2 separate regions of the Mus musculus genome follow, and region 2 is linked to region 1. The links are chromatin loops, found by intact Hi-C in ENCODE. Cell type or tissue: heart. All regions are shown on one strand. Links, peaks and the distances in the headings refer to the core of each region. The heading gives the core; the rest is flanking DNA.

Region 1 (12,545 bases), core at 3,154-11,153:
AAGCAAAATTTTAAAGACAGAGATCACACAGTTGCCATTACTTGCAATATGTAAGCAGAGTATTACTTTTTGAAACGTGCTTGGTGCATCTTGATTTAAAGATATTTGTGATTCAAGAACTATTTCAAATTGCCCTCCAACCCTGAAGACACACATCTCCCAAGACTAAGGGGTTAAGGCCCGATTTTCTTTGGTAGAGTGGGGGACCACAAGGCACAGAGAAACAGGCAGGCCCAGGGGGAGGGATGTGTGGACCATTTTCAGAATGTGCATCTTTGGGGTGGAGGGAAAAAAAAAAGAACCCTAGGCATTTTTCCAATGATAGTTTTCCTGAAAGCCCAGTTCCCTAATTTTAGGCATTTTAGATTTTCATGCATATTTTCAGGTTTCTTGAGATCGTGTGAGGAAGCTTGACACACAGGCTATAACATACAGTCAGGGGACCTGTTCTGAGCTGTCCTTCATGATAACAAAGGGAACTGTCTCACTAGACAGCACAGAAGTGATGTACCTTCAAGGTCAAGGCCAGTACCTGGCTGCTTGTCTCCTGGCGTCCTTGATTGTGACCTAAATTCTTCTTTCCTCAGGTTTCTTCTTCCAGTCTCTCTCTCTCTCTCTCTCTCTCTCTCTCTCTCTCTCTCTCGTGTGTGTGTGTGTGTGGTGTCACATGTGTATTCACAGGACTTGCTGTGTCCCCTTTATTCTGTACCGACAGCCAGCAGTTGTGTGTCAGATGTTTTGTGAACGGCCCCAGATGTTGTTAAAAAGACACACTCCTCCTTGGCTGTGGATGACAGTGCTTTGCTGTGCTCAGACCACAGGCAGGACCCCTGGGGCCTATCATGCACATGTTGACCTGTATTCCTTGGAGAGAGTGAGCATTGGTCATTTCTGGCTCTTAGATCTGTCCTCATAACCTGCTGTAATCTCAGTTTCCTGGGGAGGCTCTTTCCTGGCTTATGCATGTGCTCCCCCCCCCATCCATTAGGGGGACCTCTGAGGTCAGACCAGGATTGCATTGCAGGTGGCCAGTATTTGGTCTGGTTGTCTCCCTTCGCCATACCCCTCCTGGGTCCCAGGTCATTGCAACACATTTTAAAAGATCACGTTGCATGTCTTGGGCACTGTCCCCTCCTCATTAAAGCGGCCTGTCTAACATCCCCTGTGCAGTGACCTCATTGTGACCCCTGTGCAGACTCCCCTGTTTCCAGATTTCTTCCTGGCACTTGGCTTCCTCAACTCCCTCTTCCCAGAATCCTCTTCCTTATCTCTGGAATATAGAGGGCTGATGCCAAAAAGCCGAGTCTAGTTACATTTCTAACTTCCTTCTCCTCTGGCTCTGCAGCTCTACACTTGTTAAACACCTGTCTCCCACCTGCAGGGCACCTCTGCGGTTTATGACAGAGGTTAGTTTGTGTCGCCTTGAATAGAACGGTACAATAAAGCCCCTTCCCTCTGATTCTGTTCTCACGCTCCATGAGGACATCTGGTACTGATTATTCCTGCTGGTGCGCCCTGATTCTGCTTCGTATTTGGTGTGCGTTCTGTTGTTCTTTTCTGAGATTATTTCTAGGTTTCCCCCCAAGTCTCTATAACTCTGCATCGCATCAAACAGCTTTGGGAAGTCCCTCCAGACTCCAGGCGGAGAAGATGCATATAAGCCCTCCTTCCTCTGCTCCCTTTCCCCTGAAGGCTGGAGGCCGGTGGAGAGCATGATGATGGACTGGTATCTTTATATTTCCAAATCTTAGTCACCATGTTGAGAAATTAGTGTTTCACCCACAAAAGGCCTGACCCCCTCTCGAACTACCTTTGTGTCTCCCAAGGCTCATTGCTCCTTCTATCCAACTGAAGAAGGACCTCTGGGCGCCATCTTGGTTGGATGTACCTCTCACCCTTTCCTTTTTTTAAAAGCTAAAGCCTTCTCAAAGCTCCAGTGACAGGGATAGCTGTTTCTAAGCAGAGCTGAGCAATTGAGTTAAAACGTCCCAAGGCCATTTCCTGATGCTTTCTCTTTTGACTTCCTGGTGTCACCTGGGTGTCACAAATGGTTCTTTCTCAGAGTTTGAGCATCATCCTTCCAAAGACTACCTTGATAGGACCTTGATGTTGGGCTCTGTTGGGTTCAGACAGATGGGTACCCACCCAGTGTGGGATCATTATTCCCATGCAAACTAGGGTTTTGAATTTAAATATATCTGATTCTAGACAGCCTTTGCTCTCCTGTTGGCTATTGAGGTGGTAACCTTTCTTTTCTGTTTTAAACCAAGGCAGGCACGGAGGACCACGCCTTACCCTGAACATCATGTTAAGAGGTCACTTATCCTGACTCAGTTTATTGGGGTACCTGTTGGGAAAGAACCTTCCTTCACGGGCTCTAGGCTCTGTACTACTCTGTTCCTATTCTATTCTAAAAATCATCTGTAGTCAGGGCTCATCAGTCAGCTCAGGTTTTCTATCTTTTTGACAAAAGTGAGATGTTGCTACCTCAGCCTATGTAAAGCTTTTATTTTAAAAAAGCAAATGTCCTGCCTGGTTGTTTGTCAGCTTGATACAAGCTGGAGCGATCTGAGAGGAGAGGAACCTCAATTTGAGAAAAGGCCTCTATAAGATCAGCCTATAGGCTAACCTATAGTACATTTTCTTGAAAATGATTGACATGGGAGGAGCCAGCACACTGTGGGCGGTGTCACCCTGGGCTGGGAGGAGCCAGCTCATTGTGGGCGGTACCACCTCTGGGCTGGGAGAATCCGATCAGTGTGGGCAGTGCCACCCCCTAGACTGGTGGTACTATAAGCTTTAAAAATGCAGGCGGAGCAAACCATGAGGAACAAGCCTGTAAGCAGCACCCCTCCCTGGCCTCTGCATCAGCTCCTGCCTCAGGTTCCTGCCCCAACTTCCCTCGGTGATGAACTTAAACCTATACGCTAGAATAAACATCTCCAGTTGCTGTTGGTCCGTGGCGATTTTATCACAGCAATAAAAACCCTAACTAAAGTTCAAGTCTATCTCTGAGGTGTCCAGAGAGAAACTTAATTGTTCCACAGTAAGTATGAGCAGCCGCTGGTCGCCCTCATGTTGAATTCACCTCTGCTGATCCCCAGAGTCATTTGCCAACCTAAAGGAAATGCAATCAAATCTAGACCCGGGGGACGGACGGGGTCGTGTCAGTGATATCTCAGCTGTGACTCTGTTCAAGGAAAGTTTGAAGCCAAATCCCGTCAGCATATGAGACGCAATGCGTTTGTTTTGTGTCTTACAAAGCACGTTATTAGGGAAATACCAGCCGGGCGAGCTCTGTTTTCCATCTACTTTGATACCGAATCACACATTAGTGAATAAGGCAGAAGAGGAGGCCAAGCTGTGGCCTGGGAAGCCAGCTGCTGATCCACACCAGCTGTTGATCCACGCCAAGATCTCTGGGCTGCTCTCCCGCCCTCTGCTGGGGCAGAGGGCGCCGTGCCAGCACATTAGCATTAGGGTTCTTGGAAATGCCTTAGAGGTTAGATAAACTACATACAACAAGACAGCGCAAAACTGCAAAATAAAGATATCGGGTTAGTTTAGGTTAGTTTAAGAACATTATATGGTTCAGAGGTGAAACGCCTGGGTGGCCCCTGCAAGGGACCCTAGGCTTCTGCACCTGTGTGTCAGAGACTCCAAACCATGCATAAGCCCAGCCCCAGGGGAGTGCAGTCCCTCCTCCACGCCAGGCACACACCACATACACATAATTAAAAATAATAAAAATAACTTTTAGTAGGGGTCTTAGAAATACAGTAAAGCAATGTAGATTTGTAAGGAAACTAAGCAGTCTGACCCGGATCACCAAAGCTCCTGACAGCAACTTAATGGAGAGAGACAGAGAGACAGAGAGAGAGAGAGACAGAGACAGAGAGACAGAGACAGAGTCAGAGAGAGCTATGACTATGTGTTCTGAGGTTTGGTTTGTTGTTATGTATTATAAGGCTAGATTCTATATCCCAAGGTTTAATTTCCTCAAGAAGAAGAGATCCTCACACATGGGGCTGGAGAGATGGCTCCGCAGCTAAGAGCACTGACTGCTCTTCCAGAGGTCCTGAGTTCAAATCCCACAACCACATGGTGGCTCACAACCATCTGTAATGGTATCTAATACCCTCTTCTGTTGTGTCTGAAGACAGTGACAGTGCATTCACATGTATATAATAAATAAATCTGAGAGAGAGAGAGAGATCTCCTCACACATATACCAGCTTTTGTTGTGTAAACCTTGCCCCCAAGTTATCTGTGATTGGTTAACAGAAGAGAGGTAGGCAGGCCTTCCTTTCTTGGGCTTGGGGTCTGTCTTAGGGTTTTGCTGCTGTGAACAGACACCATGACCAAGGCAACTCTTATAAGGACAATGTTTTATTGGGGCTGGCTTACAGGTTCAGAGGTTCAGTCCATTATCATCATGGCAGGAGCATGGCAGCATCCAGGGAGGCATGGCGTAGGAGGAGCTGAGTTCTACATCTTCATCTTAAGGCTAGAAGACTGACTTCCAGGCAGCTAGGATGAGGGTCTTAAAGTCCACTCCCACAGTGACACTCCTACTTCAACAAGGCCACACCCACTCCAACAGTGCTACAACTTCTAGTAGTGCCACTCTCTGGGCCAAGCATATACACACCATCAGAGGGTCTAAGGCAGAGACCAGGAGGGGGGAGGAGAAGGAAGAAGGTGCCATGGGGTTGGTGGATCATGAGAGTATGGCCATGAAGCCTGGCCAGTTGGAGTAGGAGCGATCCAGGCAGAACATACCTCAGGGTTATTGACAGGGAAGTAGACAAAATAGCAGAGAGGGCTGATATCTGCCCAGATCTAGTGCTATTAAAATTTATTGTAAAGGTTTTGTGTCTTTTATTTGGGAACTAAATGATCAAATGTAGGGTAGAAACCCTTAAATAATATTTACCTCAATGTGCGTGGGGGGGGGGGGGAGTAGCTGTTCATATCACTGTGGATCAGAAGCAGGTAGAGTTTACAGAAGGGAGTGAAGGGTAATATATTCTAGAGCTCTAAACCCTTGATCTTCTTGTTCCACTTGAAGTTTTCAGACTCCTAGACAGTTCCACCAGCTGTGTAGCAAGCATTAAAACAGCAGCAGCAGCAGCAGTAGCAACAACAACAACAAAAATCAGGAGTCAATAGGGACCTCGAATATTCAAGCATAGTGCCACATTTTCTGTATTTATTCTCCTCCTTTCTCTGTTCCCCCTTTCCTTCTCTCCCTCCCTCTCTCCCTTCCTCCCTCTCTCCTCTTCCTCTTTCCCTCCCTTCCCCTCTTCCCTTCCTTTCTCCCTCCCTCTCCCTCCTTCCTTCCCTCCTTCTCTCCTTCCTTCCCTTCCTCTCTCTTCCTTCTTTCCTCCCTCCCCCTCCCTCCCTCCCTCCCCCTCCTCCCCTCCCTCTTTCTTTCCTTCCTTCCCTCCCATTTTCTCTCTTCTCTCCCGCCCTACCTTCCTCTCCCCTTCTCTCTGCTTCTTCCTACCACTCTCACCTCTCCCTTCTTTTCCATTACTACTCCTCCCGCACTGTCCTCCAGAGTCTCTCTGTGACTTTCCCACAGAGCTTGTTAGTGGCTACCCTTAGCTCCGCCTCCCTTTTCCCTGTCCAATCACAGACCTCCTCTGCACTAATGTAATCGGACAGGGAAAATCCTGCAATGCCAGACCATCTTCCCAAAAGCTCGACAAAGCTGAAGGTTAGGTTCAGGAAGCGTCTCGACTCTAAAATGTTTACCAAAAACGTGTTTTTGGAACCATCAAGGGTGTCTATGAACTCACAGATGAAAGCCAGGAGAACACTCCTGTGAAAGGTATCGAGCTCCGCAGAGCAGGGCCCATTTTCCTTTGTTCCTTCTGTGGTGTGTACATACCAGCATAGCTGAACTTCTCAGTGAGAGTGGTTGCTATCCAGTCTCCTCTCTTCCATGGGAGGTGATACGCCTAAAAGACAGGAGCAGATGGGTGTGGTCTGAATCCGAAAACCAACACTCTCGCACGCCTCTGATACTAGGATCAGACTTGCTGAAAGTTAGAATTTTGTTGGAAATGCCCAGTGCTCATGGTTACCTCGGAAATGAAGGAACCTGAGCCTAGAGTCTCCTTCATATAGACATTTTCGACAATAGAGTGCTGCTAGTCTGCTCAGTACCACTGTGGGTGTGGGTGAATAGCTTGGTTTATAACATCCCTAGTCTGTACCCATAGTGCCATTGGACAGACTTGCAGCTCTCTGTCTTTTGATGCTTTCTGGCTGATGCCTAATTCATTTTGTGCTTATCAGTGGGGTCAATACTACAACTCACGGTCAAGTGTTTCTAGGGTGAATTGGAACACAACGTTTATCCCCTGTGATTTTACACAATCTTAAACTGAAATCTTCACCAGGCACTGGCTCTCAGGCATGGCAAGTAATGAATTGAGGTTCCGTTCAGACTAGAAGCAGGCAGCAGGCAGCATGCACATGTCTTCTACGTAAAGGCAAGAGCGGACCCAGAGAGTAGGGGGGAGATAGCGAGCATGTCCCTAGCCATCTCATCCCTTTGATCCAATGTGGTAGTATTTGTTTTTCTCGGTTTCTATTAAGCTTGGCAAATCAAAGAGCCACTTTCTAACAAGAGCTGAATCTGAGGGTTGGGGTTAGGGGTTGAAGACATTGCAGTCCCAGCTTCATTGAATAATTCACTTTCTGACCACTAGGTGGTGCTCATTCACTTCTAAATTTGCTGTTGAGGTGGTTTTGTTTTTTGTTCTTTTTTTTTTTTTTTTTTTTTCCTTTTGCTTATTGTTCTGTTGTTGGAAAGAAAAAGTTACGATAATTTGGTTATCTTTAAACTAAGCATGCCTGCACCTCTACAGGTGCAGGTGTATAAGAATTTTAGTGTTTATCCAGCCTGGGAAGTAATGGGTTTACAAGTTAACATACCTTGCACATGGTATGTGTGTGTGTGTGTGTGTGTGTGTGTGTAAATAATATTGATCTATATTCTTCAGAATCATTTGTCACTTCTGTCAAACCAGATAAAAACGGGTTCATAGACTGTGGTGGGTGGGCATCCGTGTGCCTTGCTTTTGGGTTCCCTAAACTTAGAGCCTATGAAAAACAGTTTTGGAAAGTTCCGAGCAATCTTAAAGTCATTGCAAATGTCAGAGACAGGGCTAAAAAGATAATGGGATAAGGAGAGCCTCAGTCAGGAGTAGCAGGGGGGACATGGCAGAGAAGGGCAGGGTGCCAGTAGAGGGGTGATTAAGTGGGGGTTCAGCCCATATTCCACATTCCAAAGCTGCAGGGTGTTGTCAGCTGTGGTGTCATGTACTGCTCAGAGGAGCTGAGTAGTCTCCTTTCCTTCCTTCCCTGGGCTCTCCCCTGGATTGACTGGTTGCACCTCAAAATATGTGATGTGTTCAGCATAGAATTGACCTTGACCTGTGGGGTATGCTGGCAGTGGAGACATCCCGACGTATGTAGTCCAGGTATAATCCCTACTCAGTGGCAACTGGGTAATTCCTGCTTTGGAAGAACAAAAGGCTCAATGGTTGTGGATGGTACCTGGATATTTACGGATCTCTATCCTGTACTGGACAGAAAGGACTCAGGGAATTCATAGACCATGGTCATGACCTATTGATGATCATATCCGTTTCTTGACTTTGTCACTAATACAAATGGGCAAAGGACTCTCCACTTACCCCAGGATGGTCTTCATCTGCACCAGGCTGGACAGTAAGGTGTCAGAACTCCCAGACTACTAAATTCTAGGAACCCAGTGAAAGAGAAATGGAAACACATCCTCGTGGTTCCATGTCCTTGATTTCTCCCGCTTGGGGTGTCCAGATGCCTGCCACTACACACCGGGCTGGAAGAATGAAGCAGAGTCCAGATCGCACAGGATCTCAGTCCACCTGAAGCGAGTGCCTTGGGGGTGGGGAGAGAGTGAGAAGGCCTTCTCTGATGATGATCGGCAATGAAACAGCTCTCTGAGACGATCTTATCTTGGGCATATACCTTTATTCAGGATGGGCTTATACACATAAACTTTTGGGGTGAACCAATCAATGGTTATCTAGTTGTGAGGGAGGGGGTGAGAATATCTGGGTGTTGGGGGGAGGTCATTGGCTGAAGGCTGCTGAGAGGCCTCATTAGCATGGGAGGCATCCCAGGAATCTCAGGTGCAGGATCACATGACCTTCCTCAGGTGGGATCCAGAGTCCTCAGAGGAGAAGATGCCCAGCTGACAAAGAGTCTGCCCTTTTGCCTTTTCAGGGCTGTCTGTTAACAACAGACTCAGACCTTAACAGCAGGGCAACACACCTTGACCTGAAGACTTGTGCAGGACCCTCCCTTTGCTGGAAGAGTTTGGCTGTGTCTGGCCCTCACTCCAATTCCTCTTAGTGAGCCTGATGGGCCTCTCCCCTAGCCGGCTCTCCAATCCTTATGTCTTGTATCCCACGCTCTGTCATACGATGATTAGTATAACATGTAAAAGTCTTTGTGAAATGTTGTTAGGCCTCCTTGTGCATCACTCAGGCCTGTGTGTGCGGGAATCGTCTTTACCAACACATTCCCCAGACCTTGGTGCAGTGAAGGCGATCAGTAATCCCTCTTGAGTGACTGGACACTTCCCTAGTTACAATCGTGGTCAATAAAGAAATCACGCTGTGTATTAGTCACTCAAAATGAACTCTGGGTAAATATGAAATATTCCCAAGTGGACTTTGTTGTTCTGTGAACATTGGCCCATGAGGATGTTTTCTGTAATACGTCATCACAGTTTAAATTGTGGACAGAGTTGGAAGACATTGCACTATAGGGCCAGGTCTGAGTCCTGTAAAATCTACTTTTCTAGGGCAAGTTACTATTGTTGCTTTCTGCATTGGTTTTCTCTGTTAAAAAAAAAAAAAGTTCACAAAGCAATAGCTTGGATTAAACAAATTACTCTATTATCTTTAGAATGCCGCCAAGAATATAACGAGAACTCAATTCACAAGTAGAATTCATAATTACCTTATTTTATTTCGCAGTGGTGTGATTTGCTTATTTTGCACAGGTTGGAGGTAAATTGCTCATCCAATTTTCAGAAGAGGGGAAAAAAACACTGATAAATGCGGATGTTGGTTACTTTCCTATGCTTGTGATTATAGTGATCGCATATACACAGTGCAGTAACTACAGGGTTTATTGTGGGATGTTTCATATTGCGGAATCGGTCTCAAAGCGGGCAGTTGAGGGAGGTGTGACGCCTCATGTAAGCCTTCCTTCTGCTTCTTTCCAGATCCCCACATCAAGGTTTCTGGGAAGAAAGAGGATGTGAAGGAAGCCAAAGAAATGATCATGTCTGTCTTAGACACAAAAGTAAGTGAACACTCCAAGCTGGTACCCAAGAATCATGTGGAGAAGGGAGGACCAGGGAAAAGAAATCGGCAAAGTTTGAAAGGTGCATGGGAGTCTGCTGGGGGAGGGGGATAGAGAAAGTGCTTAGTATGAATGGTTTCTATCATAGCAAGCAATTATGTATATGAACGCGTTTACACACGCAAGTGTGAGCATACACACACACACATAATATACCATCTTCAGAAAGATACATTGGCCCTTGTTAGTGCTACATAAGTAACAATGATGACAGACATGAGCACATTTGCTTTTCTGAGGTCATAGGAGCCCTGTGTGAGTATCTGTGTGTGCTCACCTGAGTGTGCTCACCTGAGTGTGCTCACCTGTGTATCTGCGGGTGCTCACCTGAGTGTGCTCACCTGAGTGTGCTCACCTGAGTGTGCTCACCTGTGTGTGCTCACCTGTGTATCTGTGTGTGCTCACCCGAGTGTGCTCACCTGTGTATCTGCATGTGCTCACCTGTGTGTGCTCACCTGTGTATCTGTGTGTGCTCACCCGAGTGTGCTCACCTGTGTATCTGCGTGTGCTCACCTGTGTGTGCTCACCTGTGTATCTGCGTGTGCTCACCTGTGTGTGCTCACCTGTGTATCTGCATGTGCTCACCTGAGTGTGCTCACCTGAGTGTGCTCACCTGAGTGTGCTCACCTGTGTGTGCTCACCTGTGTGTGCTCACCCGAGTGTGCTCACCTGTGTGTGCTCACCTGTGTGTGCTCACCTGAGTGTGCTCACCTGTGTGTGCTCACCTGTGTGTGCTCACCTGAGTGTGCTCACCTGTGTGTGCTCACCTGTGTGTGCTCACTTGTGTGTGCTCACGCTTGGCCTGGAATGAACGGGGTGCTTGATCCAGTACAAGTACATATACAAAAGAATAATGACAGAAGCTGAATGTGTGTAAGCCTACACTCATTTGTGATGCTGTTTCTTTAAGCACACCAGAAGTCCTGGCTATATGCCAGGTGCTTAATATTGTACAGATAATAATTTGATCTATCCTCAAAAGTAAATCATCACAGAGATGCTAGATAATTTGACCAACATCTCAAAGCTGGTAACTGGGGAGGTGGTTCAAATCCAGGCTGTGGCTCCCGCTTTTTATTTTTCCTTACTACTTAATATTTTATTGAAATATTTCTGATCTTGCCCTCTGGTCTTTTGTTTTTCTGGATTTATCTTTGTTCCTTTTTTCTTAATGTTTAAGAATTGTTTTCCTTGTAATTTTAAAGTAGTTTAGGATTTTTTTTTCCTCTCTAAAAGGGGAGATACTTTCTTGTATTTCAAGGATTAAAGTGAAAGAAGTTAAGCTTCAAAAATAAAAATATTTTGGGGCACAAGTCAAAAACTGATGATTTCAGAAGGCTTTTAAATGTCTGATATTTTTATATCTTGAGTCTTCCTGTTCAGGAATGCCATTAACAGCCTTGAACATCCCAAAAGTTTTACATCTGTCCTCGTAGCATTGGGTTAAACTCCTCAGAATTCAATGTTCAGATGCCAGTTTGACTGCCACCTTTTTATTCCCCACCACTTGGGATTTTACACTTTCTTTAAGGTAACTGAGCCTCTGATTGGGGTTTGTTTATCCGTGCCTTCGTCTGCCAGGGTGGAAGTTCTTACGAGTTCTCCACTTTTCTTTCCATCAGCTGGAATAACGGGTGGCTGTGTAAGATTGGGCAGGTAGCCACGTAAGCGCTCCTGTGTGTAGGACTTCAGACAGCATGTGTTGTCGGCATGTGTGATCTCAGTGGGGGCTTTCCTTATAGTCCTGATTCCTCCTCCTCATAGATCCTCTGCCCAACACGGCATCTTTAGTCATGTGATCACACTTTCATCTGTCTTCAGGTATTTGAACCATTTCATGAATAATGCCTTTAAAAGAAAAGAAAAACCAGGATAATTTATCTACCATTGCAACTGACCGTATTTAAGAAAGGCTCTTCTGTCACAGTATTGCAGTTAAAAATTTGTCACCACCCTCTGAAAAATTTATCATAAAATGAGATTCCGTCTTAATGAAGAAACGGATAGAAATTTGTTAGGCTGAGACAATCCTTTGGAGAAATCTGTAGTTTCCCATGGAGTGGTGTCCGCTTTGTTAATGCTGAAGCACCGTAAGTGTTCGGTGGTGGTAACACATCGGGACATAACCCTGCTTCCGTGCAGAGCAACCGCGTCACATTGAAGATGGATGTCTCGCACACGGAGCACTCCCACGTCATCGGCAAGGGTGGTAACAACATTAAAAAGGTCATGGAAGACACGGGCTGCCACATCCACTTCCCAGACTCCAACAGGAACAACCAGGCAGAGAAGAGTAACCAGGTGATTGGTCCTTTATACCCTTGAGTCTCAGTAGACAAATCCCTTCTGAGAGATGAGGGCAAAAAGCAACCAGAGGAATTATAGATGGCAGATGGTGTAGGTGGAGGAGGCTGGGGGTACTCTGTGGGACCAAGGATGAGCTGTAGACTCTGGTTCTCTGCTTGATCTCTAAATAGTAGAGATCCCAAGGACCATTATGAAGAACTGAGAGAGTCTACCAGGCTTGTCTTGCCCGCAGCTTTATCCGGTTGGTGGGTTCTAGCTACACAGTTGTAGAAGTGGCCCTTGAGGTCACCATCTCAGAGGATGCTTAGATACACTCCCGCTGCTTTGCGTTGGGCATCACTGGCCCCCACACAAGCACTTCCAGTCCTTGAAGAGTGCATACTACTGCTGTGTTATTTAGATATGTTCTGTCTTCTTAGCTGCTCCCATGATGGGGTTCTGTGAGTCCTGAGGGTAAATCAGGGAGTGTTTTTACACTGGCATGTATCTGTGGCCTAGGTTGAAAGCCTTGATTAAAGATACAGGTGTTATTCAGAATTCCCGGTGATCACTGTGACAAGATGGTTCTGTCACCCAGCATAAGACTAATGCTTTAGTTGGTGAGTCATGGTGATGTCCGGGGATCTATGGAGAAAACTGGAGAGGGGGGTACTAAGGCTGTGATTATCTGCCTGCTGGTGTGGAGGATGAAGGTTTATGGCTACAGAGTCTGATACAGTCTCATCACTGCTGATAATATGTATCTCACAGACTGACGCAAAGAGACTTTAAACAAAAGGGAGAAATGCTGTGGATAGACATAT
Region 2 (12,545 bases), core at 2,180-10,179, 160 kb after region 1:
CTGGAGACACTGGTCTTGTTGAGGGTATAACCTGGAGATGCTGGTCTTATTAGGGATTAGCCTAGAGACTGGAGCTAGGCTCCGGTTTTGTTGGACAGCAGCTTGGAAGCTAATGCTAGGTACCAGTCTGTTAGTTTGCCTGAGTGCAAATGTAGGTCAGGTTCTCTAAAATGGAGTCTGAACTTAAAAGATTTGGCCTCTCACTACAATCTTAAAATTTCTCACAACTAGCTCTTAAAATGCCCCAGTCCCTGAACAACTTTACTATGGCCCCCTAACCATGAGCTCTGTGCTGACCCAATCCATTCCTACTTGTCTAATGATCTCACTTTTCTCTTCTTGCCACCGTGCCTTTACACATCCTACTTCCTGTGACTCCGACCCTGACTTTCTCTGTGGTACCAACTCCCATGCAGGATGCACATCAAACCACTCCCAAAACACGCTACACACAGAACCCCTCTAGTCGCTTCACACCGTGTACCAATTCAAGGAGAATCCCTGGAAGCAGAATCCAGACACGATGAGTTTTTAATCCTTCCCTATGTGACTCTAAATGTACAGCGAGTTCCAGAGTCAGTGTCTTCAGAGGGTGTTTTGCAACAGTTGATGTGCACAGGTGCTTTTTTCAGCAGCTTCTGCATTCCAAACGGACTCCAGGAATGCTACACAGGTGATGCTACCACTCAGCTGACCTTGCTCCCAATGGCAAACCAGGAGGCTTCAGCTCCTCTCAGACCTTGGTTCTTTCAGTGGGGTCTCCAAGCTAGTGCCATTGGTTATTGTATTAGTTAAGGTTTTACTGATGTGAACAGACACCATGACCAAGGCAAGTCTTCTAAAGAACATTTAATTGGGGCTGGCTTACAGGTTCAGAGGTTCAGTCCATTATCATCAAGACAGGAAGCATGGCAGCATCCAAGCAGACATGGTGCTGGAGGAGCTGAGAGTGCTACATCTTCATCTGAAGGCTGCTAGTAGAAGACTGACTTCCAGGCAGCTAGGATGAGGGTCTTAAAGCCCACACCCATGGTGACACGCCTACTCCAACAACAAGGCCACACCTTCTAATAGTGCCATTCCCTGGGCCAAGCATATACAACCATCACAGTTATTACTTGGGAACTTGTTGGGAATGCATAGTCTCAGGCTACACCTATTGAGTCTGATACCTTGGATTTACAGGGTTTAAGATGTCTTCTAGCTGCTCCCGTATGTACTCCCATCTGAGAACTTCTACCCTAGCCAGCATCCCTGCCAAACACACTGACTGTTTAACTCAGGATCTTCAAGATGGAGGGTCCTTCCAGTGATTAAGATGGAAATGAGTTAATTTGCTCCCAAACCCTGGGGTATAGGTCACACATATGAATCACACACAGAGCAAGAAAGGTAGAGCCACCAGCCAGTGTCTTTACTGGGTCTTAGGCGTTATCCAAGCAGATGGGGAGTTCTAGTCAATGGGTTTAAAGCAAGTGGGGTAAGACTTCTAGTGTTATGTTTTGACTAAGTGGGGATCATTGCAGCCACCAGATCACATCTGAGTGTGCAGTGTCCAAGGATCAGTCAAGTAGGCTGCTTGTAGGTAGCTGTTCTATTGGAAGGGGGCAGCCGCACAAGGCAAGAATCTGCATCAACTACACTGTTGAGTGGGAAGAGATGCGGACTGGGAAACTGTGTTTACTGTGAGCATGCTTGCTTCCAGAATTTGAGAGTCCAGCAGAGACAACACCTGATTCTAGTTCACTGTGTTCTGAGACCTACGGTACATTCATTTCTTAAACTAACCCCTGTTCTGCAGGACTTCTGGTGTTTCCCCTGCAGAAGAGCATCTGTCTGCTATGGGCTTACATACCCCACCCTGGAAGAAGCGGTTGTGATGGCTGGGCCTCGGGCATCTCCACCACCTAGCACAGCAGCTGACACCTGCAAACACTTAGGAACTCTGTAAACGTTTGTTGAACATATTGAGGGGTGGCAAAGGGCTTGACTCTCCCTTTTGGATCAGTCTGGATCATTTCTTCCCTGACTAGCAGAAAGAGATGGAGAAGAACGATAGAACAAGGTAACTGAATCTGTCCTTGGGAGTGCCCGTACTGCTTGTTTGTAATACAGTAAGATAAAGGGAGGTCTATTTCTGCCATCCTGAGCACCCAGCTAGAAGCAGATTCCAGGGACTCACCCAGCAGACTCACTAGCTAGTGCATGCAAAATCTGATTTTTCCCCTCCCAACAACTTAATTCCCAGCAATAACAACTCTGAGACTGATTAATAAATTAGCAAATGCTTAAGCCATAAGCTTCAGCATATTCTCTCACTTGCTCTTAACTTATTATCCCTTCTATTCTAACCTGGGTCCAGCTATGTGGCTGGCTTCCTCTCCTCATCTTCTTACACTGGTTCCTCAGTGTTCCAGGGTGAAATTCCTATATTACCTACTATTTCCCAGAATCCTCTCTGTCTCTGACAGATGTCCAACCCCCTATTTCCTGCCTCAGCTCATTGGCCATCGGCTTCTTTATTGACAGGTGATGCTTATGAGAGAATCTCTCTATAGCTGATCTGGAAGAAGATGTAAAGTTGCTTCTATTTCACCAAGGAAGACACAATGGGCAACAGCAGCTCTCCACTCTGAGTCACAGAACCCCACATGGGGATTCTTCATCTCAGTTAAATACTGATGCCATTGAGGACATCCCCAACAAGGGATGCTCAGCTCGGGAGCCTCAGCTGCTTTTCCTGTTGCTGTGACAAGAACAACTTAAGGGGGAAGAAGTCTGATTCATGGCTCTAGAGTGTGATCCATTATCATGAGTCTAGGTAAGCAGCCTTTGAGGCAGGGGTGCATTCATATTGCATTCCTAGTGGTGAAACATGTTTGTGAGGATGAATGTTTACATTCAACCGATTTTCTCTTTTTATCCAGGTTAGAGCCCTAATCTATGGAACGGTGCTACCCAGTGAATGCCGGGTGAGTTTTCCCTACTTCAACAAGCCTAATCTAGGTGGACCAGATGATCCAGCAGGGGCCTGACCAGAGGCATGTCTCCTAGGTGATTCTAGATCCTGTAGGTTGACAGTATAACCCATAACACCAACCTTAGACCCAAGAGAAGAGGCTGAAGGTGGACAGGGTGAGTCCAGATGATGCAGCAGTGTCTCAGGGATGGTAAGGGCAGCTTGCCGAATCACTGGCATCTTGTTAAGACAAGGTGTAGGCTTAGAAAACCCACGGTAGATGGCTTGAAAATGAGTGAACCAGCTCTCTAGAGATCTGTGTAGAATCAACACAGCAACAAGAAAACCAAAACACATACTATGAGAAGGAAAAAAAAAGATTCAGAAGTGAAGAATAATAGCTATCATATAGGTGTCAGCTCTAATTAAGCATCCTCTATATACTGCCTACTTACAGGTAGAAGCTTAAAAATCAACCAGGAGGGTGAGCTGGACTGTTGCAGGCTGCAGAGTTGAGAGAGACAGCCACTTGGAGACCAGGAAGGAAATGAAGGGCTAAAGGCAAGTCTATCATATTTTGTTTCACCTTTCCAGGCTGAGATGACATTACTCTTCTGGCTGCATGGATGGACCACCTATATTCTTTCATGCCTTCCTATTTTAAAGTGTGTTCTCAAACAGAAATAATGGCATTTAATTAAAAAAAAAAAACAGGTCAGGCAGTGGTGGTGCACACCTTTAATCTCAGCACTTGGAAGGCAGAGGCAGGTGGATTTCTGAGTTGGAGCCCAGCCTGGTCTACACAGAGAAACCCTGTCTCAAACAAAACAAAACAAAACAAAACAAAACAAAACAAAACAAAACAAAACAAAACAAAACAAACAAAGAAACCCAAAGACCTATACTTTGGTTTCTCTAAATGAGAATTATGAGGCCCTAAGACATAGGTGACACAGTGGGGGCTGGGCAGGGGCTGGCCCCGTTAAACTCAGCTGGGTCGCAGATCTCTTTTCCATCTCTGGGCTTCTTCAGCTTAATCTCCCCCTGCCTGAGATTCAAAGCCCTTCTACCCTGGAGCTCCGGTTCAGAGGATGTAGGCAGCAGCTCTCTACCTTGGCTCTACCAGGGTGTCAGTGCAGGCAACAACAAATCGTCAGCACATTTCTGACTTAGGCTCCTGTGCATGCAGTGTGACCGCTACAGGACTGTGCACTTGGGGCCAGAGAGGAAACACTCAGGTGGGCGTGCCAGCACAGGAAGGCGATTTGTCGGCTCGTCTCTACGCTGAAAAGCCCAGTCTGAAGGAAGCCACTGGGACACAACTCAGGACGAGTGTGCTTCGGTGCTGAGCCAGCAGCTGGGTTAGTGACTGGATTGAGAATGGCACTGGAGTGATGGAGATACTAAAGAGGTCTTCCCTTTTGACTCCACCTCTCCCAGGACTCTGCAGGCTCCAGATGGCTGGGTGCCAAAGCGATCACTCTCCCTGGGTCCTAGCTAAGATGTTTGGGAACCAGCTGCAAGCCACATAGATCATTTTCTTTGAATAGAGAGCAATTGCACAGCGCCTGGAGTTGCTATCTTCTCCTCCCATGTCAGCCAGGCTGGCTTGTCTGTCACAGAGCTGTTTGAGCTCAGAGTTCTCTCTTCACCAGCAGCCCTGATATAAGGAGGGAGGAGCAGAGAAGCCATGTTTGTGGAGCAGAAGTGTAGCCCCCAATTAGGCCAGGCAATCAGAAGCCTTAATGGAGAAGCACCTGTCAAAACACAGTAGGGTGTCTGCTAACCTCTGACGCTGCTGCTGCTGCTGCTGCGCTGCTTGCGCACTGTGAGCAGAAACCATAAGGTGATAGAGAGACAGGTATGGATGAGTCTGTTTCTTATGCTTCCTTGCCTCTGAAGAGTTTGACAACACTGTCAAGCCTTCTCTGGAAAGGGAGCTCTGGAGGATATAGCTGCATTCCTTCTTGAGGAAATATCCAGAGCTACTTAGTCAAAAAATGATGACGATGATGATGATGATGACAACGACGAGGACTACAATGACAACGATGGTGATGATAATGATAATAATCATGTCAAAAATTGGGCTGTGTATTTAATGCAGGAATTCAAAGCACAGAGGTTTCACAGAGGAGAAGGGGGTAAAACACACACACACATACACACGCACACACACACACACACACACACACAAACCCATTACTCAGGGAGGAGCCGAAGGCAGCAAATGACAGCTTCCCCAACCCAGTCTTCCAATGGACAAGAGGGAGGAGGAGAAATCTGTTCCTCTGAGCCTTCTCCCAGCTGCAGAAACTGCAATCTCATCTCTTTTGTGCTGGACTGCAGTCAGAAGAAGAAAAACCCTTAGTGCTTGCCTGCAGGGATCTAGAGAGCCAAGGACTGTCTTGTGGGAACATTTCACACAGCTTCATTTTGTTGCCTTTAGCAGAATGGTAGTGTCTGGCAAGAATTCCCACCAAAGCCCTTAAGGGTGGCGTGGCCGGGAGCCATGCTTCGCTGATGAGTGATATCTGTCTTAGCTGTGGAAGGGAAAGACAAGCCTCTGTACACCCAGAGTTTCATTTCTCTTTGTCTTTCCTATTTAGTTACATGGTTGCCCTTTCCACCCGCAGGAACACCCCCATTGGAATCTGAGCCTGTTAACCTGTGCTTCTTGGAAGGTTTTAGATTAAAGGTGTGGCAAAGCAGCAATTATACATTTTCTAGATCCTGTGGAACTGGATGAGTTTACCGTTCAAGTGGCAAGGAAATCCCCCACACTCTGTCCCCGACCTGCCTCAGTTACCAGAATGCCTCCAAAACTCCAGCCAGAAAGAACAGACTCCTTTATTTTTAGGTTCAGCCTCCCCAAGTTAAGCAATCAAAAACTTGCAATCCTATGGCCCAAATAAAGATCTCAGTGACTAAGTCTTGCCTTGAGAGCCTGACGCAAACATCTCTGAGTAGGCACCCAGCTTCCCAGTGGGTCCCCCAGCAGTGGCGCCAGATGCGCAGGGATGAGTAAGGGAGAGTGTCTGGAAGCAGAGCCCAGCTACCAAAGTCTTAGTGCCCGTGGGAGGAAAGGCGAGCCCAGAAACGATGACTCAGGCTTGGAATCCAGATAAAGAACTGAGTGCAAGAACGGGAGAGGCGGTGTAGAAGAGGAGAAGGCACAGAGGCGAGGAAGGACTGAAACCTTGGGAGATTGAAATACCCTTTGTCTTTAGAGGCCACAGTGGATTGGATAACATCACCCCAGACACGCCCACGGTCTCATCTCTGGTCCCCATACCTGACAAAAGTGACTTTGAAACGTGATAAATAGACGTCAGATGGTGAAAATGTACTGTATTAGCTGACTGAGCTCAGAGTCATCACAAGAGAAGCGGAACGGTCACAGTGAAGGTAGTGTGATTTTGAATGCAGAGATCCCAGAGCTACAAAGTAACACTTGTAGACAGCACCTAGAAGCTGGGGAAATATGAACAACTTATCCCCTAAAGCCGTCCCCCACCCGGGGACCCGTTTGAGACGTCTGACCTCCAGAATGGTACGAGAATAAACTCCTGAAGCTGTATGTCATGAAGTCTGTGGAAGCTGAGGAACACTTGTCCCTTGGCTTACCTCAGAAGTACAGGCTGTCCACATAGTTTGGTTCCCATGAATACCTGGTCTTAGAAATGGGTAGTCACATGGTACTTAGAATGTGCCTTAGTTACCCATTTCCATGACCTCAGCAGGCTTTTCCTCAGAGCAAATTTTATTCAGATTAAAGGAATCCCAGGTACAAGGAAGTCACTGCAAATCTCTATACACGAGACTACAAGCTCAGCACCCAAGAACTCCTGCTGTCCTGGGCTCAAAGTATCTTTAAGATGGAGACTTCCTGAATGTTATTCGACGCGTTCTCACGACCGGCCAGGAAGAACACAACAACCAGAATCTTCTACGGCAAAGCTTTATTGCTTACATCTTATGGGGCCAGAGTGTAAGAAGCAAGAGAGAGCGAAGCAAGAGAGAGAGAAAACGAAACCCCCTTCCCTCTTTAAAGAGAACAACAATTGCCTAGGACGCATCACTCCCTGATTGGCTGCAGCCCATGGCCGAGCTGACGTTCACGGGAAAAACAGAGTACAAGTAGTCGTAAATACCCTTGGCTCATGCGCAGATTATTTGTTTACCAACTTAGAACACAGGATGTCAGCGCCATCTTGTGACGGCGAATGTGGGGGCGGCTTCCCACAGTTCCCCCTTTTCTATTAATAAGAGCAAATAGGCCACCCATATTAATGAGAGTGGAGATAGAGGTCAAATCCCCAGTGTGTAGGTAAAGGAGCCATGTACAGGATTAGCTCTTAGGCTCACAGGCTTTTACCCAGAGCAACCCTGACCTGCTCCCGTGTCGTTTTGCCTGGGGGAAGGGAACTAGGACACTGAACCTTCTTGAAAGATGACATGTCTCCCTAGAATAGGCTCATATGTGCCGCAGAGCCCTTCTACTGCAGTGCTTAGCCTTGCAACTCTCTCGGGCTGCTGAAGCACACTCACTCTATCTCGTGCAATGAGTCTAGCCTCGTGAGATATAAGAGCTGAGTGGCCAGCGACCTATTGCCTAAGCATAGATAACCATATATCAGGGGAAGCTCCATGTTCTAGTCCTGCAAGCGCCTGGGCAATAACCACCTTGTCTCTCCTAGTTTGGGCCTTAAGCTTACAGACCAATCAAAGAAGCAACACTAATCCACAGCAAAGTGTATCTCCAAATAATATTAATCCCACCCAATTTTTTAAAGAAAGAAAATGCTGAGGAGATCCAATTGGGTAATCCTTTGGTCAGAGACAGGTCCAAGCGCGTGGAGTTGACCTGAAGTCTCAATTCTCGAAGGATCTGTTCAAATTCAGCCATCCAATTCTGTAACATATACTGAAAAAGACTTTTTGACAAATTAGCTGTCCTAGTAAATTTAACATACTGAATGGAAATAACACACAATCCCGGAAACTTTTGTTCACATCCCTGCTGAGTTATTTGTCATAATACATCCAGTTGTTTCTGGACAAGATCTATGAGTTGATTAACCAGCATGAGACCTCTCTGTATCTTGACATTAGCTGAGGCCTGTTCATCTATGACTGTAGTCACTGAGGCTGACAAAGTGTTAATGGTGTCAGTCATCTGGACCTGTCCAGACAGAACCAAGGCTGTCTGAATTAAGGCCAAACCCAGTTCCCAGTTAGTGGTAAAAAAGCAAGAGAATACTTGAGCATTATACATCACCGTCATTGGGAGTGGAAATGTCGACATTATCCCCCAACGCTGCTCTCTCTTTATTATTGACGCCCTGGACATCACCAAGACGAGGGACATTAGTATTCCCTTGGTCAGTCTGGATTTTTCGGGTGAGTCTTTCTGGTACCCAAAATGGGTTGTCTTCATTCTGTGGGAAAACACAGATAGCTCCCCTGGATCTTATCAAGATAGGATCCGGGCCATACCATTTATTATCAAGAACATTTTTCCATTTAACCATCTCATTGGGCCTATCTGGCTCTGAACAATGACGTTCAGCCGCAGTATGGCCATGAGCATCAATATTTAAAAAATTGAGTGTAAAGAGTGCCAAAGACACCGACACTCTTGGTGCTCGGGGTACAGTCTCCTCAAAAGTTCCCCTCTTCTGTTTTATAAGATAGGCTTTGAGGGTGCGATGCGCACGCTCAACAATACCCTGTCCTTGAGGGTTGTATGGAAGTCCAGTCAGGTGGGTTACGTCCATCTGACGGCAGAACTGCTGAAATTTTTGGGACGTATAAGCTGGTCCATTATCAGTCTTAAGGAGTCTGGGTTTCCCCCAAGCACTCCATGCCTCAAGACAATGTTGAATCACATGTGAGGCTTTTTCTCCGGTTAACGGAGAGGCAAACATGATGCCAGAACATGTGTCAATGGACACATGGAGATATTGAAGTTTTCCAAAGGAAGAAACATGTGTAACATCCATTTGCCAGACCTGTAGAGGTCGAATACCGCGTGGGTTAATTCCCACATGAGGAACTGGCAAGAACTCACAGCAGCTTTGACATTGAGTAACAATGTCACGGGCTTCTTTTCTTGTCAAGGAGAAACGACTGCGTAATGTTTCAGCCGTCACATGAAAATTATTATGAAAATTTCTTGCAGCCTCTACCGGGGATGATAGGGCAGCAGCCACCACTTTAGTGGCCTTATCTGCCAAATCATTTCCCAGAGCCATGGGGCCAGGTAGGCCTGAATGGGCTCTAACATGAGTAATATAAACAGGAGATCTTCTAGATAACAAAACTAATTGTATCTGCTGAAAAATATTGGCAACTCTACTGGAAGGCTTAATCACTCCAGCCACTTCTAAAAGATTTACTGCATTTACCACATAACAGGAATCTGACACAATATTAAGGGGTTCTAAAAAGGTTTTTAAAACTTCTAAGACCACTAAACATTCTACCACTTGAGGTGAATTTTCATTATATTGTTTGGATACCACTTTACCATTAGCCACATAGGCACCTATGCCAGTTTTTGATCCATCAGTATATACCACAATCCCATTTTTAAGTGGGTTTCTTACTGTTATTTGTGGAAACACAACAGATTGATTTTGGGCAAACTGTAAGATTGGATGTTTTGGATAATGGTTATCTATTTTTCCTGAAAAGGAGGTAACTAAAACTGCCCAATCATTAGATGCGGCTGCCAAGGTTTGAACCTGTGCAGCGGTATAAGGTACAATTAAAAGATATGGACTTTGCCCAAAGTGAGTGATTGCTGCTTTTAGGCCTTTAAGGGCAAGCTGTGCAATTGCATCAGGATACCAATCTATTATTTTAGCTGGGGATACGTTTGGATGGATCCACAACAATGGCCCATTCTGCCACAAAACTGCAGTTGGCAATTGTGCTGTCTTAAAGACACACAAACTGAAAGGCTGCGAATCCTCAATACGTTGTAATTGTGCATTCTGTAAGGCCTTTTCCACTTTTTGTAAGGCCTGGTTAGCAGCTAGAGTAAGAGTCCTAGGGGAGGAGATATGAGGATCTCCTTCTAAAATACTAAACAAAGGCCTTAACTCAGCGGAAGGAATCTTTAAAAAAGGTCTGAGCCAATTAATATCTCCCAACAGCTTTTGAAAATCATTTAAGGTATGGAGGTGATCTCTTCTTATCTCTACCTTTTGGGGCACAATCTTATCTGGGGACACCACAGAGCCCAAGAATTGTCCTGTATCAGAAATTTGGACCTTTTCTGTGGCTATCTGTAGACCCCACTGACTTAAAGTTTTAAGTAGAAAAGGATATGCCTTTTGTAGCATGGTAAGGTCTTTATGGCACAGGAGGATGTCATCCATGTAAAGGAGCAAAATTAAAGAGGGGAATTGTTCCCTCACTGGCAAAAGAGCTTCTTGTACATAAAGTTGACACATAGTAGGACTATTGGACATTCCCTGTGGTAAGACCTTCCATTGATACCTCTTATCAGGTTCCATGTGATTAATAGAGGGGATGGTAAAGGCAAATCTGGGCCTATCCCTTGGACACAAAGGTATAGAAAAGAAACAATCTTTAATATCTATAATAATTAAATTCCAGCCACGTGGTAAGGCGGAAAGTACAGGGAGACCCCTCTGTACTGGGCCAAATAAGTTCATTTGCTCATTAATGGCTCTGAGGTCATGGAGCAGTCTCCACTTTCCTGACTTTTTCTTAATTACAAAAATTGGAGTATTCCAAGGTGAGGTAGAGGGTTCAATATGGCCTAGTTTTAATTGTTCCTCTACCAGTTGAATCACAGCTTCTAGTTTTTCAGAGGATAGGTGCCATTGAGGAACCCACACTGGGTCCCCTGTTTTCCATGGTATGGGTCGTGCTGCCCCAATGGCCGCTAAGGAAAACCCAGACCCTGTCTGTCTTGGTTTCCATTAGGTGAGATGGGCTCTATCCTTCCCTGTTCTTGATGTCCTAACCCTTTTCCTTCTTTATAACCCATCTTCGCCATGATATTTTTTGCTTTAGCTGAATACCCTCCTGATGGGGCGTTTTCATTGGACAAAATAAGGCCCAAATGCTGCATAATATCCCTTCCCCAGAGGTTAACCGGGAGTGGGAGCACATAAGGTATGAATTTCCCTTGCTGCCCTTCAGAGGATTCCCACGTCAAGGCAACGGAGCTTATAGTGGGACATGATTGATATCCTAGGCCCTGTAATGAATGAGATGACTCTGTGGTGGGCCATGCTTTGGGCCACCAATGTGTAGAAATTATACTTTTATCTGCTCCGGTATCAAGGATGCCTTCAAACTCTTTTCCATTAATCTTAAGGCGGAGCTTAGGTCTATCATTTAAAGATACAACCAAATAGGCAGAATCATTTCCTGAGGAGCCCATTTTCTTTATCTCAGGTCCTGCAGATTTCTCCCTGGTATTATCAGGGAGGAGCAGCAGCTGAGCTATCCTATCTCCTTTACTAATAGAAAAAACGCCTTTAGGGCTTGAGCACAGGACCTGTATTTCAGGGGAATGTTGACAATCCATAACTCCAGGGTGGACTACTAAGCCCTGCAAGGTGAGTGAACCTCGGCCGAGAATAAGGCCCATGGTTCCCGGGGGCAAGGATGGTATAGGCTCCACCGGCACCGGCTGAATACTCATTTGAGGCATTAATAGGAAGTCGGAGGCGGCACGCAGGTCCACCCTTGTGGGTCTTCCTGGGTCGTCTCTCTGACTGCTTCCTGGGTCCTGACAAACCGGTTCCCATATCTTTGAGGGCCCTGGGACCGAGGGCCCGATGACCCGTTTTTTGGCACATCAGTTGATTGACTATCAGGTGGGGGAAGAATTCTGCCCTTTATATCCCTCACAGAGCGACACTGGTCAGCTCTATGATAACCCTTGCCACACTTAGAGCAAAGAGTGAGAGTCCCTCCCTGTTTATCTGGAGCTCTGCAATCTTTCTTAAAATGCCCAGGCTTTCCGCAATTAAAACATGTCCTCTGATTATTTCTGCTCATGGAGCGGTTCTGAGATTGAAGGATGGCAGCCGCTAAACCTGCATTGCTGAGAGGTCCCCCAAGCTCTCGACAGACCCTGAGCCAGTCTTGTAAGCCTTTGTTCTTTCTTGGGGCTATGGCCGCTCGGCACTCCTTTGTGGCTTGCTCGTAGATTAGCTGTTCTATGAGAGGCGCAGCTTGCTCTGACTCTCCAAAAATACGCTCTGCTGCCTCTGTCATTCTGGCCACAAAATCTGAGAAAGATTCCTGAGGTCCCTGGATTATCTTTGTTAACTGACCAGTGGTTTCACCTGCTCGAGAGAGCGCCTTCCAGGCCCTAATAGCCGTGGAAGAAATCTGGGCATAAGCTCCCCAATGGTAGTTTGTCTGATCAGCAGAATAAGCTCCCTGACCCGTTAACAAGTCAAAAGTCCAATCTCTCTGCTCTGGAGTCAAAGCAGCTGCGTTTGCTCGGGCCTGCGCCTGTGCAGCTTCGTGCCAAAGCGCTTTCCATTCCATATATTTGCCCATACTAGGGAGAGCGGCTTTTACAACCGTT

Evidence for each region. A loop is a pair of places that touch in the nucleus more often than their neighbours do. Peaks named below come from ENCODE experiments on the same cell type or tissue, not always from the same donor. Only the 100,000 strongest peaks of a DNase experiment are listed, where the experiment ranks them.
Region 2: it touches region 1 in a loop (2.4-fold over the local background); 10 of 42 quality-filtered maps call a loop at or near these places.

Annotation. Positions count from the first base shown.
Region 1 is chr10:70,957,965-70,970,509 of GRCm38, reverse strand. It overlaps Bicc1 (BicC family RNA binding protein 1), which reads left to right. Exons shown (of 21, transcript NM_031397.3): 4 at 9,296-9,375; 5 at 11,578-11,736. Among named protein-coding and RNA genes, the nearest start is that of Gm24486, 82 kb to the right of the region's middle. In heart, for the core only: a CTCF peak has its summit at 6,710 (motif pointing right); DNase peaks (open chromatin) are centred at 3,329, 5,629 and 6,519.
Region 2 is chr10:70,792,848-70,805,392 of GRCm38, reverse strand. No RefSeq gene overlaps it. Among named protein-coding and RNA genes, the nearest start is that of Gm40689, 32 kb to the left of the region's middle. In heart, for the core only: no CTCF peak of the experiment used is centred there; DNase peaks (open chromatin) are centred at 4,412, 5,302 and 5,982.